2 separate regions of the Homo sapiens genome follow, and region 1 is linked to region 2. A link is a contact called in ENCODE Hi-C or POLR2A ChIA-PET data. All regions are on one chromosome and are shown on one strand. The core of a region is the stretch at or near the end of the contact, and the rest is flanking DNA. Distances in the headings are between cores, read along the strand shown. Region 1 overlaps BTBD9 (BTB domain containing 9). Region 2 overlaps ZFAND3 (zinc finger AN1-type containing 3).

Evidence for each region. Hi-C counts contacts between places; a loop is a spot of excess contacts on that map. ChIA-PET counts read pairs that join two places held with the same protein, here RNA polymerase II (POLR2A).
Region 1: POLR2A ChIA-PET joins it to region 2 with 11 read pairs in BJ. The contact joins two enhancer-like sites. A Hi-C loop is called at or near these places in 1 of 168 maps with a recorded cell type or tissue (astrocyte of the cerebellum). POLR2A ChIA-PET finds 5 or more read pairs at or near these places in 2 of 52 experiments (BJ and H1).

Annotation. Positions count from the first base shown.
Region 1 is chr6:38,259,268-38,266,240 of GRCh38, forward strand. All of the region lies in intron 8 of BTBD9 (BTB domain containing 9), which reads right to left. Among named protein-coding and RNA genes, the nearest start is that of BTBD9-AS1, 220 kb to the right of the region's middle. Within about 2 kb of position 3,409, at least 7 of the 41 ENCODE cell types and tissues checked have a DNase peak (open chromatin) inside an H3K27ac peak, as active enhancers do.
Region 2 is chr6:38,150,236-38,157,151 of GRCh38, forward strand. It overlaps ZFAND3 (zinc finger AN1-type containing 3), which reads left to right. Exons shown (of 6, transcript NM_021943.3): 6 at 2,000-4,389. The coding sequence ends at 2,154. Among named protein-coding and RNA genes, the nearest start is that of BTBD9-AS1, 330 kb to the right of the region's middle. RefSeq lists an enhancer at 2,802-3,422. Within about 2 kb of position 5,101, at least 5 of the 41 ENCODE cell types and tissues checked have a DNase peak (open chromatin) inside an H3K27ac peak, as active enhancers do.

The sequences.
Region 1 (6,973 bases), core at 2,159-4,658, 110 kb after region 2:
TTATTTTCCCTTAATCTTATGATTATAATCAGTGAAAATCCTTTGCACAAGTTCAGTTTAGTATCACATATAAAGCTATTACTGAGGACTAGGATTGCCTGTGTTTTCCGTTTTCCTTCACCGTTACCTTTTTTGTTGTTGGGGAAGGTTGGGAGGACAGCTTCTCTCTCTGTTGCCCAGGCTGGAGTGCAGTGGTGCAATCATAGCTCACTGCAGCCTCAAACTCCTGGGCTAAAGCAATCCTCCTGCCTTAGCCTCCCAAGTAGCTGGGATTACAGGCACACACTACCACACCCAGCTAATTAAAAAACAAACAAACAAAAGATTATTTTGTAGAGATAGGGTCTCACTGTGTTGGCCAGGCGGGGTCAAACTCCTGGCCTCAAGCTACCCTCTCGCCTGGCCTCCTAAAGGGCTCGCCTTCCCTTTCATTCCTTATTTTCTATTGTAATTCTGTTTGCTATCAATTACTAAACCCATGCTACCTAATATTTTTGAACTCATCTTTTAAGTAGAGAAAACTGTTAAATGGGTTTGGAAAGCATTAGTAGATGATACCTACTGATTCTCTTTAATACGCCTGAGTGTTTAATCTCTCCAAGTACCCTGAATGAATCAGAAAGGATTCCACTCTGTTGTTCTTAAGTGGCCCAAAATTCTACTCTTAGATTACACTAATTTTCTTATAAGAACGTGAATCATTTCCTTCATTAGTCATTTCCTCAAATATTATCCTAGTCTGTAAGCACTTTTATGCAGTCAGCCTATGCTAATTTATATTTATTTTGAGTAACTTTTAAAAGTGTATTTTTTGCTCCTATGTTTGTCTGGTTCTTATTTTGATTATAAGAACTTTAGAAAGATGTTTGGTCTTTCTCTTTTTAAAAACTCTGCTTCAAACATGTAGGCTCTGTTCATGGCATATGTTCCATATATGTTCTGGATTGAAATCATTCGTAACTCTGACACAGTAGAGTAAAACTAGGGGAAAACTTCAAATCAATTAATCATTCTCTTCATTTAACAGTTCTGTTACCATAACTGTTGTTGGAAGATAATGTTGAGGTTATTTTCCCCAGTGGGATTTTTAATTATTTATGGAGAGCTAGGTTTATCATATTCCCTATCCTTCTAGATAATCATAAGCTAGTGTTTCTACAGAGGACTGAAATGAAAATGGTCAGTCCGTTTTGGGATAGAACCTAACCACATCTCAAAACATTTCATGGAAAATGACAGCCTTGAAGAGGATATGGGATATGGAGAAGATAAAAAAAAGAAGGATAAATTATGAGTATCATATATGTTCTAGTAGATATTCTTGGAGTGATAACATATTTGAGGAAAATTTTAAGTTGTATATATCATGCTCTGTAAGTAGCTTATTCTATAAAAGTCCTCCAATTTGTTTCAAGGCAAATTATTATCTTAAAATGAAGGTAATCTGAAATTCCAGTAACTTTTAAAACATATACACACAGTGCATATGGTTTGTAACTTGCTACTTTTGCTTAATGGTCTATTATGAATATCTTTTTGTAACATCAAATATTCTTCTACATCATATGTACTGACTTCATAGTATTTCACTGTATGGATGTCTCATACTTTATTTAATCAATCTATTATTATCTGACACTTAAGTAGTTAATATTTCACTGTTATGAAAATTCTTTTTTTTTTCTTTGGAAACAGGGTTTTGCTTTGTTGCCCAGGCTGCAGAATGCAGTGGCACAATCATAGCTCACTGCAGCCTCAATTTCCTGGACTCAAGTGATCCTCCTGCCTCAGCTTCCTGAGTAGCTAGGACTACAGGTGCACACCACCACGCCCAGCTGATATTTTTTTTTTTTTAATTTTGTTGCCTAGGCTAGTCTCCAACTCCTGGCCTTAAGCAATCCCTCCACCTCAGCTTCTCAAAGTGTTGGGATTAAAAGCATGAGCCACTGAGTCCAGCGTATTATGAAAATTTTGTGATAGACATTCTTAAGCTAAATCTATGATTATTGTCTTTGAATGATTCTGTAAGTGAAACTCCTGGAACAGGGCATATAACATCTTGAGGCTTTGATGTATATCATAAAATAGCTGTATACTTCTATTCCCCCCAACCCCAAGCAAAAATCTATACCAATTTATATTAACACTACCAGCACTGCATAACAAATGCCTGTTTCTGTGCATCATCACCAATATTATATATTATGTTTAAAAATACTGCTAATTTGATAGCTGAAATATCTTATTAATCTGCAATTTTTAACTTATTGAGCTTGAACATTTTACCCATTTTCTACTTATATGTATCTTTTTGTTAATGACTTACAAAATGTCCTCTATATTTAAAGGATATTAATCCACTGCCTATCATAGTTTGCATGCTGAAGGTATTAATTTTTATTAGCCTAGTCTATCGATCTTTACCTCACTAATTTATTCTGGCCTAAATTCTTTTTTTCTGAACAGCAGCCAAGTGCTCATACTGGTTGAGACATCCTCTCTCTAGTCCTCTATTAAGAGTCCCCAGGGACTGGAGATGTGGGGTCATGGTGACTCCTGAGTGGAAAAGGGACACTGACGGATCTCAGGTCATCGAGCCTAGGGCTCAGACTCAACCTACATGTTGAAGTTTTAAAGAGGACTTCTAACTCATGCCTAGGATGCACATTTGCTTGGAATTTAGGCTTAGCCAGGAATTAAACCCCTTTGTTGATTTGACTGAAAAAAGCAACTGCAGCTGAAGAATACTAAAGGAAAAACTGATTCAACCTCTGCTTTTCCATTGAGAGGAATTTTGCTCTACCAATTCCCTTCACTTCTTTGGCTGCCTGCAAAGTGTATTCTTATGTCTTTGTGCCTGCAACAACAGAGAGCTATTTCTGACTTGTAAACTAGCTGGGAATGTTTGCATGGTGAGCTCATCCAGGACAGACACTCTCTATGACCTTAACTGAAATGAGCTCCTTAAACATACACAGCACACTTCCACCCATAGATCAGAAGCCATTTTCAAAAGGGGCTGAATAAAGGAAGTTGCTGGCCAAGATTTATTGATGCAGATCAGGTCGGTGTTTAGCTGTTGCCACAAACCTCTCTAACTAATGAGCACAGCATGAAATGCCTGGTGATATTATATATGTTGTCTCCTCCATCTTCCCTTATTCTCATTGTGCAGTTTCCCTAAAAGCAGTGAAGTGCTGGGCTTTTTTTTTTTTTTAATTGATTAGCAGATGTGATTTTGCTTACATCTTCCATAAATGCTCTGGCTGGCTGCATACCATTGATTACCAGGGGTTCAGTTTACAGCAACTAATTGCTCTCCTTGCTGGTATTTTGATACAAAATTCAATAGCGAATATGTTTTCAAAACTCTTTTCTTTGTGGCTTGAGTCAGAAGTGACTCAATGCAAACCCAGTGGACTGAGGTTTCCAGTCTTTAAAATAGTTGCTCTCTCATCAGTCTGTGAAGAAAGTTTCCAAATTGTAGCATTTTAATTGGAAAGTCTACATTATGCATGCGATGACAAACTATGTTGTGCTGAATGGCACTTTTTTCATCCTTTTCTTAAGGGATTAATACTGTGCCAGATTGTGAACAATGGCTGAAGTATAACAGTTGAGGTCAACAGCTTCTCCACTGAATTGGTGCCTTTTAGACCAGAAGCAAGGGCCTGTTTTGCCTGTTTCTAACTGTCCATCATTTGTGGGAAATTCCACTGGAAGGCCTGGGACCATAATGCCACTGTTGCTAAATTTTCTCATTTGGGTGAAAACCAACTAAAGGAAGATCAGCAACCAGGATATTAGTGACAGTGCAATAACTTATGATCAAATCCATTCCTAATCTTTCAGTTAAAGTGAAAGATACTCCTGATCTCAAAAATGTATACAGTATATTCTTTGGTAAAGATCCTTTAAGTTCTTCAGAAATAATTGTCTTCCATTCAACAATTCAAAAAATATTTACTGAATAACTACTCAGTAACATTAGGCAAGTCACTTTACTTATACTTTGGTTTCATCCTTTGTGACATTAAATGTCGAGATTTGATGGCTTCTCAGCACTCTTCCAGTTCTAACATTTAATATTCTGTTATAGCATATGCAGAGGTTTTTTTGGTATGTCTGTACATTACACAGTAACTCCTGTCTTTGACAACTCTTTCCAGCACAACCTCAAGGTGGACATGGGAGATTCCTGAGCTCAGTTTATCCTCTGGACTTGGAAGCTGCCCAATCCATGCTGGGCTAATCAGATTTCCTTTCTCAAAAATTTAGAATTATGTGAGATTCCAGCCTAACGTGCCCTGTTCACTTAAAATGAGATGATGAAAATACAGGCATTCTGGGGTGAGTCTCTTTGATCACAGGCATACAGAAGCAAAGAAAGATACCTGCAGTGAGAAGCAGAGACCACAGGCTGTGCAGTCCAGGGAGGGCTACCTGGGGTCCCGACAGATTCCAATGTCTGGTTTCAAAACCTACTAGGGCCCTCCGAGTTTCTCCTCTAGTATTCCGTGAGAAATCTTCTAATCACTTAAATAAAGTTACCATTTGCGGCTTAACCTATCTTTACTTGGTTTCTGTTACTTGGAACTAAAAGGGCCAAAGATAAGCTCCTGGTGGAGTGCACTGGACAGAAAAGGTACGCAATAAGAGTAGATGTTATGGCAGTGAGGATAGCAATGATACCGTGATGGCTACAGGACCAGAGAGACAACGAGGTAAAGAGCAGGGGTGGTGGGAAACCTCCCTTATGATGGCAATCTTTTCGTTCAATTATGAAAGAGGATTCTATGTAGAAACGGAGAGCGGTAAGACTGTGGTGTACGGTGGCAAGGCAAAACAGGCTTTGGAGTGGGCTCAGTGGCATCAGTGGAGCTGCAGGGAGAGAGCCTTGCAAAGATGGAACAATCAGTGTAGTTTATAACTCTCCTCAGCGGTGGCACTGGGGAAGCAGGGCCAACAGTGACAAGGAGGATACAGGCCAGGGTCAGAGAACGAAGGGCCAGGAAAAGTAATGACCACCTGTAGGCTTCTGAGGAGGTAAGTGGGATCAGAGATGGTAGACTAATGTTCAGAACAGAGAGAGACTGGAGGTCATGATGCAAAGAACAGATGCGGCAGCTGTAAAGGTGAGGGAGAGAGGTAAGGAGTTGTGGTGACAAAGGGAAACTTCAGCACTTTCACCTAATTCGGAAAAGTCCAGTTCCTGCTCCTCTGGATGAGAAGCAGAAAGACAAACAACACATTAGGGTCCCTATTCTAATCTCTGCTACTGAGGGGCAGGAGGGAGCCTGTAACAGCTTCCAGAAGGAATTAATACAGCTTCAGAGAAACAACTCTGCCGGTGAGAAAGAGGGACTTTCCCAAAGATGAGAGGGCTCCTTATCGTCAGCTGTCACAGGGTTCGATGACGTGGCTTCACCCTCAGGTGGGGAGCAAGGTCCAGCTGAGAAGAGCTGCTGGAGGACGCTGAGTCCAAAATGAGATTCTCAGCGGGAGCCTAGAGCCCAGTAACCATGTTTTCTTAAAAGTGTGTGAAGTAGACCAGGCGGCTGCCCTGCAGATTCCAGACATGAGAACCCCTGAGGTGTTGCCACTGCAGAGGCCTGCCTCTGAATGGGCCACGACCTTTCAGGGCAAAGGGAACACCAGTCTCCTAATAGCAGGAGGAGGGAAAAACTGGCTGCTCATCAGATGGAATGGATTCTGGGGAAATGCATTAGTCAAAGGACATCAGAGAGTCTACCTACTGTCTCATAATGTTTAATCTCTCATATCTGGGACGTGGAGGGTGATTTCTCTAAAAGGGGAAGAAACGATGGCACTGATTAACAATATTCTCTTGCAGGTAGCCAGAGAAAAGGCAAGCAGAAGCTCTCGGGTGTGTGGCATATGTAGTTTCTGTGTTTAGTCAACTGAAGTCCAGGATTACAAAAATGTGAGGAGGTGGCAAGTATACATTTTGGCTCCACTGTGTAGGCTGGCTCATTGAGAAAGGGGGATATTTAAGGAGGGATTTTCTTTCTCATGAAATCTTATATTTGATATAGTATAATTATTTATTTATTTATTTAAAGCCCACATACCATGAGAAATATAGTATAATCTAGGTATGTTATCTGAAAGTGGAAAAATATCAATGGAGAATATGCCTGGAGGATATAACTGTGGAAAGCTGGATGGGGCAAAACTTTCCAAAACTTGGAGACAATACAAAACTACCAATCTTTTTTTTTTTTTTTTTTTAAGACAGGGTCTCAATCTGTTGCCCAGGCTGGAGTTCAGTGGCGTAATCTTGGCTTACTGCAACCTCTGCTCACTGCAACCTCCACCTCCCGGGCTCAAGTGATCCTCCCACCTCAGCCTCCCAAGTAGCTGAGACTACAGGCACTCGCCACCAGGCCTGGCTAATTTTTTGTATTTTTTTGTAGAGAAGGTGATTTGCCATGTTGCCCAGATAGGTCTCAAACTCCTGGGCTCAAGCGACCTGCCTGCCTCAGCCTCCCACAGTGCTGGGCTTACAGGCGTGAGCTACCACACCTGGCTAAAACAACCAACTTTTAACAGCTAACTAAGACCATCTTTTCACTTCTTAGAAAGATTAAGTTTTTAACTTCAAGTTTTAGGTGATAACATAAAAGCTAACACCACATTACCAAATACATGGCTGCAGCTGCAATATTCATTAGATACTGAGTGTGGAATGAATGGTGAACAATTAATCATAGTCCCACCTCACATTCACACAGTCCTCACTAGTTTCAAAATGTTTTTGCATACATTATCACATTTGGAAAAAAAACAATTTATAATCAGCACATTTCCTGCTTTCAACGCAAATCTATTTTCCTAAGTTTCCTGGTTAATTTTCTTACATGGGCTAAACACTGCCCAAGCAATCTTTTACAGATTATTTAATCACTTGACAAACTCTTTTTTTTCTTTTAACAAATAAATTTTGCCCCAG
Region 2 (6,916 bases), core at 3,851-6,350:
AGTGGGAGCTCGGCTTCTCGGGAGACAGAAATTGCATCTCTGTTCTTTTCCTTAAACCCAATCCCAATTTAGAGTCAAACATACTGCCCTGCTCTCCCTGGGAAGCAGTTAATAATGTTTCCTCACACAATGGATGGCCCAAGCTCAGCTGGGTCACTCCAGCCCCCTAGGCTGTGTACATGTCCCTTGCACACAGCCTGGGCTCAAGACTTCCTAGTAGGGTGTGAGTGCCAGCTACATCCTTGAGACTGGTTAGTCCCCAGCCATTGAGTACATCACACACTTTTCTTCCCTCAGGCTGAGGAATATAGGTGAAGTTAATCTTAGAAGTTAAGGCTATTGAATCTTAACCTTAAATCTTAAGGCTGTTGAAACTCTTCATCCTGTGGCCACTTCGTCCTTGCTTGGGCTCTTGCTGTTCTTCTAAAAGCACAGCCTCTACATCTCTGAAAAGAAGTTGAGGATGTGAGGAGGGATGAGTCAGTTTGCAAGGGGTGGCTGCCTGTTCTTTATGGCCTGGATGAGGGCTTAAAAGAAAGAAGTCTGAAAAGAGATGCTGTTGGTTGGAAAACAAGTAAGGAGAGTGTTTGCTTGGGCAGGCTGCTGTGGGATGCCTGCTCCAGACAGGGAGAACAGGTTTAGGAATGGATCTAGATTTACCTGGAAGCTTGCTCCTGTGGACCTGATCCAGGCCCACGGGGCCTGGAGGTGTGGTGAGATAATGCTGATGGGATGAGAAGGTGATGAGGAGCCAGCCAGCACTGGCAGGTGTCTTCCTAGCCCTGATCTTGTTCTCCCCAGCGTTTTGAAAGAGGCGGCCAGCAGACTCTGGGGACCTCAGACGTCTGTGCTCCACATGCGTATCGGCCGCTCTAGAGATTGCCTGGGAAGCTGGAGGGAATGGGAGACACCCCGGTGCAGCTGCGCCCTGAGTTCTCTGAGCCTGGCTCCTGGCTCCCTGCAGCCCTCCCCTCCTTGTTCCTGACCCAGAGTGACTTTACCTGTACCGGCTCCCTGCTCGATAGGCCTCTTGATCTTTCATCACTGGTCTTTTTCTCTTATTTGCCAGACCAGTGTCTCCCTTGGATTTCTCTGCTTCAAAAAGAGCCTTGCAGCATCCTGCGCTTCTGGGAGGGAAAGACAGCTGGAGGCCTGAGTGTGGGCATCTCAACCTCTCTCACCTACCCAGTGGAGTGAAGGACAGCTGGGGGTCCGAGTGTGGGCATCTCAACCTCTCTCACCTACCCAGTGGAGTGAAGGACAGCTGGGGGTCCGAGTGTGGGCATCTCAACCTCTCTCACCTACCCAGTGGAGGGAAGGACAGCTGGGGGCCCGAGTGTGGGCATCTCAACCTCTCTCACCTACCCAGTGCAGTTAGAAGTGTCAGATTCCTTGGAGATGGCGATTGGAGCCCAGCATTGCTGTCTCCTCTGTTTCTATCTAATACTTTTTCTAGCACTAGAAATAATCCACTTTCCTTTGAGAGCTCCCACTCATTTTTGGGTTGTGGTTTGATCACTCCCACCATCCTCTCAAGCCCCGGCTGTACAGGAGGTGGAATGTCATTTAAGACATAATCATTTCTCCTGCCTCCTAGAAATGGTGGGCATCCTGTGGTGGAAATCACAGTTTGCCCGAGCCAAGCAGAGAGCTGAGCTGACAGCCTGTGCTCTTCCGCCTGCATGGTGCTGGAGAGGAGCGCAGAGCCCACTCATTTGCAAGGACAGGGCTGTGTCTCGCAGCCATCAACTTAGGGTTCTACCCTTCAAGGGTCCAGGCAGGGACAGGCTTGAGCAGCTGTGGAATGCAAAGTGCTGACCCTCTTGCTCCAGGGTGCAGGTGTTGGAGTGAGCTCTCTGCTGCATCAGGAACCCCTGCAGTGAGTGTTGTCCACTCACTGGGATGCCCCTCCATCCTCTGGACAAAGGCAATTGTGAGGCTCTGCGCACTTGGAGGCCACCCTAACACACTCTTTCCTCTGCTTCTCCCGCTGCTGCAGGTTATGTGTTCTGTATGTTACATCGCCTCCCCGAGCAGCACGACTGCACATTCGACCACATGGGCCGTGGCCGGGAGGAAGCCATCATGAAAATGGTGAAGCTGGACCGGAAAGTGGGGCGCTCCTGCCAGCGCATCGGGGAGGGGTGCTCCTGAAGGCCAGGCATGGCCACCACGTGACGCTGTTCTTAGTTCACTAATGTTAGCCTTATTTAGGACAAAGTCAGCCAGACACCTTGTACTGGGCACGCGTCAGACTGCAGCCAGTCCGTTTCCTTTCTTTAGCCAGCCATCCTGGTACTGTAGTTTAGGGGTTGATGGTGGTTGAAATTGATTTCTGGCTGGTTACTAAGGTGCCTGCTAGCCATTGTATAAAATTAAAACATGAAGAATATTTTTTTTTTGAGCATGGCTAGTGGATTTAAAACAACACATACCTGTCACTGCTGGAGTCAAACTTATAAAAAGCCTTAAGTGGAAAGTGTTCCAGACGGAGACTCTGAGTTAATAGAGGAGTAGAAGCTGGTGTTAAAGTTCCCACGACGCACATGGCTTTGCCAGAAACTCTGTTTAATGATCGGCCTTTCACCTCTTCACTTATCCTTAGTCCCAGTAGCCAGGATACCTGATGGCCACGTGTGCCTTGGCCACGGGAGGCTGCTGAGATTGGCCACGTGGCTGGGCTGGGTGGTGGCCTCACTCTCCCACAGAGCTGGAAATGGGGGGTGGGGGACAGATTCTTACGGAAATTTTTTTACCTGACTTGCTATGAAAAAACTCATCACACAAGAAGAGAAACAGTAACCTCACTTTGAAAATTAGCTCCACTCAAGACTAGTCCACGAACGAGACCCGCCTTTTCTACACAGGATCCAAGGTCACGAGAAGCAGCCAGAGTGCCCCGCCTCCGCCGGCTCTGGTCTGCCATTCGCCAGTGCAGGGATCTGGCACGGACCAGATGTGGCGAATGGCAGCACAGCGCGGTGGCTGGGTCTGCACACTGGCCTCTGCAGCCAGATTTCTATATTGGGAGTTTTTTAAAAAGACATTTCATAGCCAACAAGAATCAGTAGAAGTGCTGGGAGCAGCAGCTGGGGAAGCTGCCGCCCACGGGCTCTGCCCCTTCCAGCTGGAGCCGCCCGTGCCTCCAGGGGCCAAGAGGATGATGTCGTGGCCTCCATTCTCGTTTCTATGCAGCCCCATAGTCCAAGGACACCCAGTCCACATCTACCATATAGCAAGTTTAGTAAGGGAAGGCAGCATACGTCCCAGGGACAGTGGGTTTGGATCTGTCTAGAACAGCGGTTTGTGGCTGTGGCCCAGCTCCGAGAGTGATATTTGCTCTGGTAGGTGAGGGCCTGAGGGTACATTTCTCCACCTGTGCCCCCTCATGTTCACAGAGGATTTCAGCAGCTGCAACTGCGCACGCCAGGTGGGGAAGGGTGGGGGTGGGCCTGGTTGCCCCATGTTAGGAAATCACTACCAGTCAGGTGGGGCTGGGGCTGGGTGGACAGGATCAGGATTCCCTTGAAAGCCCAGGCAGGGTGAGCAGTCCCAGTGGTCCTAGTGCCGCATCAGATCCAGGTGGGTGAGGGCAGGAGGCCCCTGCGGAGGCAGCGTGGATCTGCCCACACATAGGCTACTGGAATAGTTTAACCCAGCAACTTTCCTTTTTATAAAACAACAAATGGTTCAACTCTGTCTGCAAATTAACAGCTGAACACCTGCAACTGCAAATGTTTTTTGATCCGACGTACTGAAATAGGAAGTCATGCTCTTCCCACCCTCCACCCACCAGAGTGGAACCCGCTGCAAAATCCCCAGCCTTAATTCTTGCTTCAGGACCCAGACCGGTGTCTTGCTCTAGGGCAACCCAGGGCAGAGGGGCCAGGTCTGCCCAGCGTTTACCACTGCTGTCAAGCCACAGCCCTTGGCCACCATACGGGCCATCCTCAGTGAGGCAGCCCCCCATAGGCTTCCGCCAAGCTCTGGTCCCGAAGAGGCTGTGCGAGCCCTTCCCGGCCCTCCCCAGGGCCCCCCGCCCCCTCCTCTGCCTGCTGCGTGGAGGCAGCCATGGGAAGGAGCCCAGGGGAGCTGGCCTGGGGGAGCGAAGCCCATGTTCGCTTCCTGACTTAGAGCTGGGGGGGGTGGGGGGTGGGGCTTGTTCCCCTGCAGTATCTGTTCTGTGAAGTTTGTTAAATGTAAGGAAAGCTTAAATTCTTGTATCTTTAAAAGAGAAAATCTTATTTAACCCTTTTGTGTTCTAGATTTACTTACACACATAGCCTAGAGCTCAGTTTTAGTTTTAACATTGTGAAAATATTAAAAGAATCTTGTAACTTTATTCTTTTTTCTCCTGCTGAAAAAAAAAATTAAACCAATCGTATGAAAGTTTGGTTTTCTTGTTTCACCCCTTCTCCTAAGTGCCCCCTGGGTTGCTGGGAAAACTGACCCATCTCCCTGGCCAGGGCTGGAAAGAGATGGGGGCCTGTGTGCAGAGACCGTCTGCAGTACTTGGAGGCACTCGTCCAGTTAGTGTCCAGGCTAAACAGCCGCTTCCTTGCTTTCTGTTGGGAGCCTCTGCCCTGGGAAGCTGCGGGACTGGCCTTGGGGTAAAGGTGGGTCTGCAGGGCCAAGCCTGTGCCAGCAGCCAGGAGGTTACACACTGGGGGGGATCAGAAAACGAGCCCCAGCCCTGAGGGCCCCAGGCGTGGGTGGGGTGGGTGCTGGGTCCTGAGGGAAGGCAGCATGCCCTAGACCCGAACCCCACCCTAGGAAGGGCCTCCAGGATGGATGACGAAGGCTCCCAAAGGCTGGCTTGGAGGAGGTGTGTGCTGTGGCACTCTTTGGTGTATAGGATGAACTTAACTACATTTTTAAATGTTCAAAAAACATTTGGCAGGGCAGGGGCGAGGCACAGGAGTGGGACCTGTCCCCACTTCTTTTAGGACAGAGATATTGACCGCATAGTTGTCATGAGCGTGATGAAAATCCTCAGAGGAAATCAGAGGCCCAGTGGCGATGAACAAGCACGGGGGCAAAGGGCAAGAGAGGGCCTTGGTGGCCTGGGTGTGAGGCGGGCCTGCAGGGAGCAGTGGGCTGTGCTCTGCCCACTGGTCCACAGGAACTGGGTCTGCGTCAGCTCCTTCCTGATTGCTTCACAGAGCAACAGTCCACAGCAACAACATAACTGTTGTTATGCCAACAACAGTCCACAGCAAGAAGAGGGGATGGTGGGAAGACAAGCAGAAACCTTCCTGCTGGGTGGCGTGAGAAACAGGAAACCATGGGTGGGAGTGGGCCGTGGTCTTCAAGGGAGCCATCAGCAGCACATTCAGGGAGCTGTGAGCAGCCCCTCTAGCCCCAAGAAGGGGGTCTCCAAGAGAGAGGGCCCCAGATGGGCACAACAGTAACACAGATACCCAAGAGAAGTCTGCAGGAGTCTCAAAACCTGATTTCCTCAGCAGCCATTCTCGCAACTACATGGGGGAAGGCTGCAGTGAGGGAGGAGTGATCGGAGAAAGACATGGAGACTTGGGACCTGGGGCGGGCTCTGGGGGAACTCAGCACACAGCTCGAGGCCTGCGAGGTGGCCCCATATCTTGTCAGCACTGGGTCCTGTCAGAGGGCTTGGAGAAGGTCTAAGAATCAGAGACAGATACAGACAATTAAGCAAGTAATAACAGTGTATTAATGCCTAAGCAGAAATACACAGGAAGAGGAGCTGCAGACCCTGTGTGACTCAGCTGTGAATAATATTTACGTACAAATAATGTAAACACAAATACTAGTGAATATTGCTCTGGTAAAAATATATGCTGGATCTCAGTAGGAGACTGGGAGAGGGAAAGAATGTGCCTGTGTATTGGTGGCAGAGGATAAGAGAGCCAAGTTCTTGTTCTTAGCAGGAAATCAACAAAGGATGTCCAAAGCTGAAAACTTGAGAGTAGTATGTTATTTAGAAATATGGAGGTAAAAGAGGAGGAAAAAGCTTAGAAGTTAAAATTGGTTTTCTTTGGGGTAGGAGATAGGAATGCAGTAGGCCTTATATTTACGACTACAGTTAAACATATAACATTGATTGAAAAATTGAAATGCTTTAATAAGGGAATGATGGAAGCCCTTCCTGGGAACTGAGGGGCCAAGTCCTCAGAAACCTGCCTTACTGTTCTCTGAAAGTGGGTTTCAGGGAGTTCAGGTCTCTGAGATGCAACATAGAGTGTTGGTTTTGATCAGAGCTGCTTTGGAAGATGCAGGCAGCTGGCACATCACAACACAGCACATGTTTAAAACCCTGAAGGCTGAGGGCGGTGGCTTGAGCTTATAATGCCAGCACTTTGGGAGGCCAAGGTGGGAAGATCCCTTGAGTCCAGGAGTTCGAGACCAGGCAACATGGTGAGACCTCATCTCTACGAAAAAATATTTTTTTTTTCTTTTCAAACCCTGCATGTGGCATGTGATGCAAAAAAAAAAAAAAAAATTTAATTGCTGCGGGGAGCGGGTGGTGGTACACGCCTGATAGTCCCAGCTACTCAGGAGGTGGAGGCGGGAGGATCACTTGAGCCCAGAGTTGGAGGCTGCAGTGAGCTAGGATTGCACCACTGCACTCCAGCATGGGCAACAGCCTGAGAGCCCATATCTAAACATATATATGTATTTTTTTTTTTAATTTAAAAACCCTGGGAAAGGTGGCTGTGGCAACACCAAGCTTATTTGTTACCAAAAAAACTTTTCTTAATCAGCACACCTTGGGAAAAGTTGCCCTGGTTCATTGAGCACCTACTGTGCGCCAAACACCTGAAAAACTCTCCCTTGATCCTGTGTGATTCCACTTGGAGGTACCTAGAGTAGTCAAATTCACTCCCTTCAGGTCAGCCTGGAAGTTCCTATCTCCGGGCTTCTGTGGTATGCCATCCAG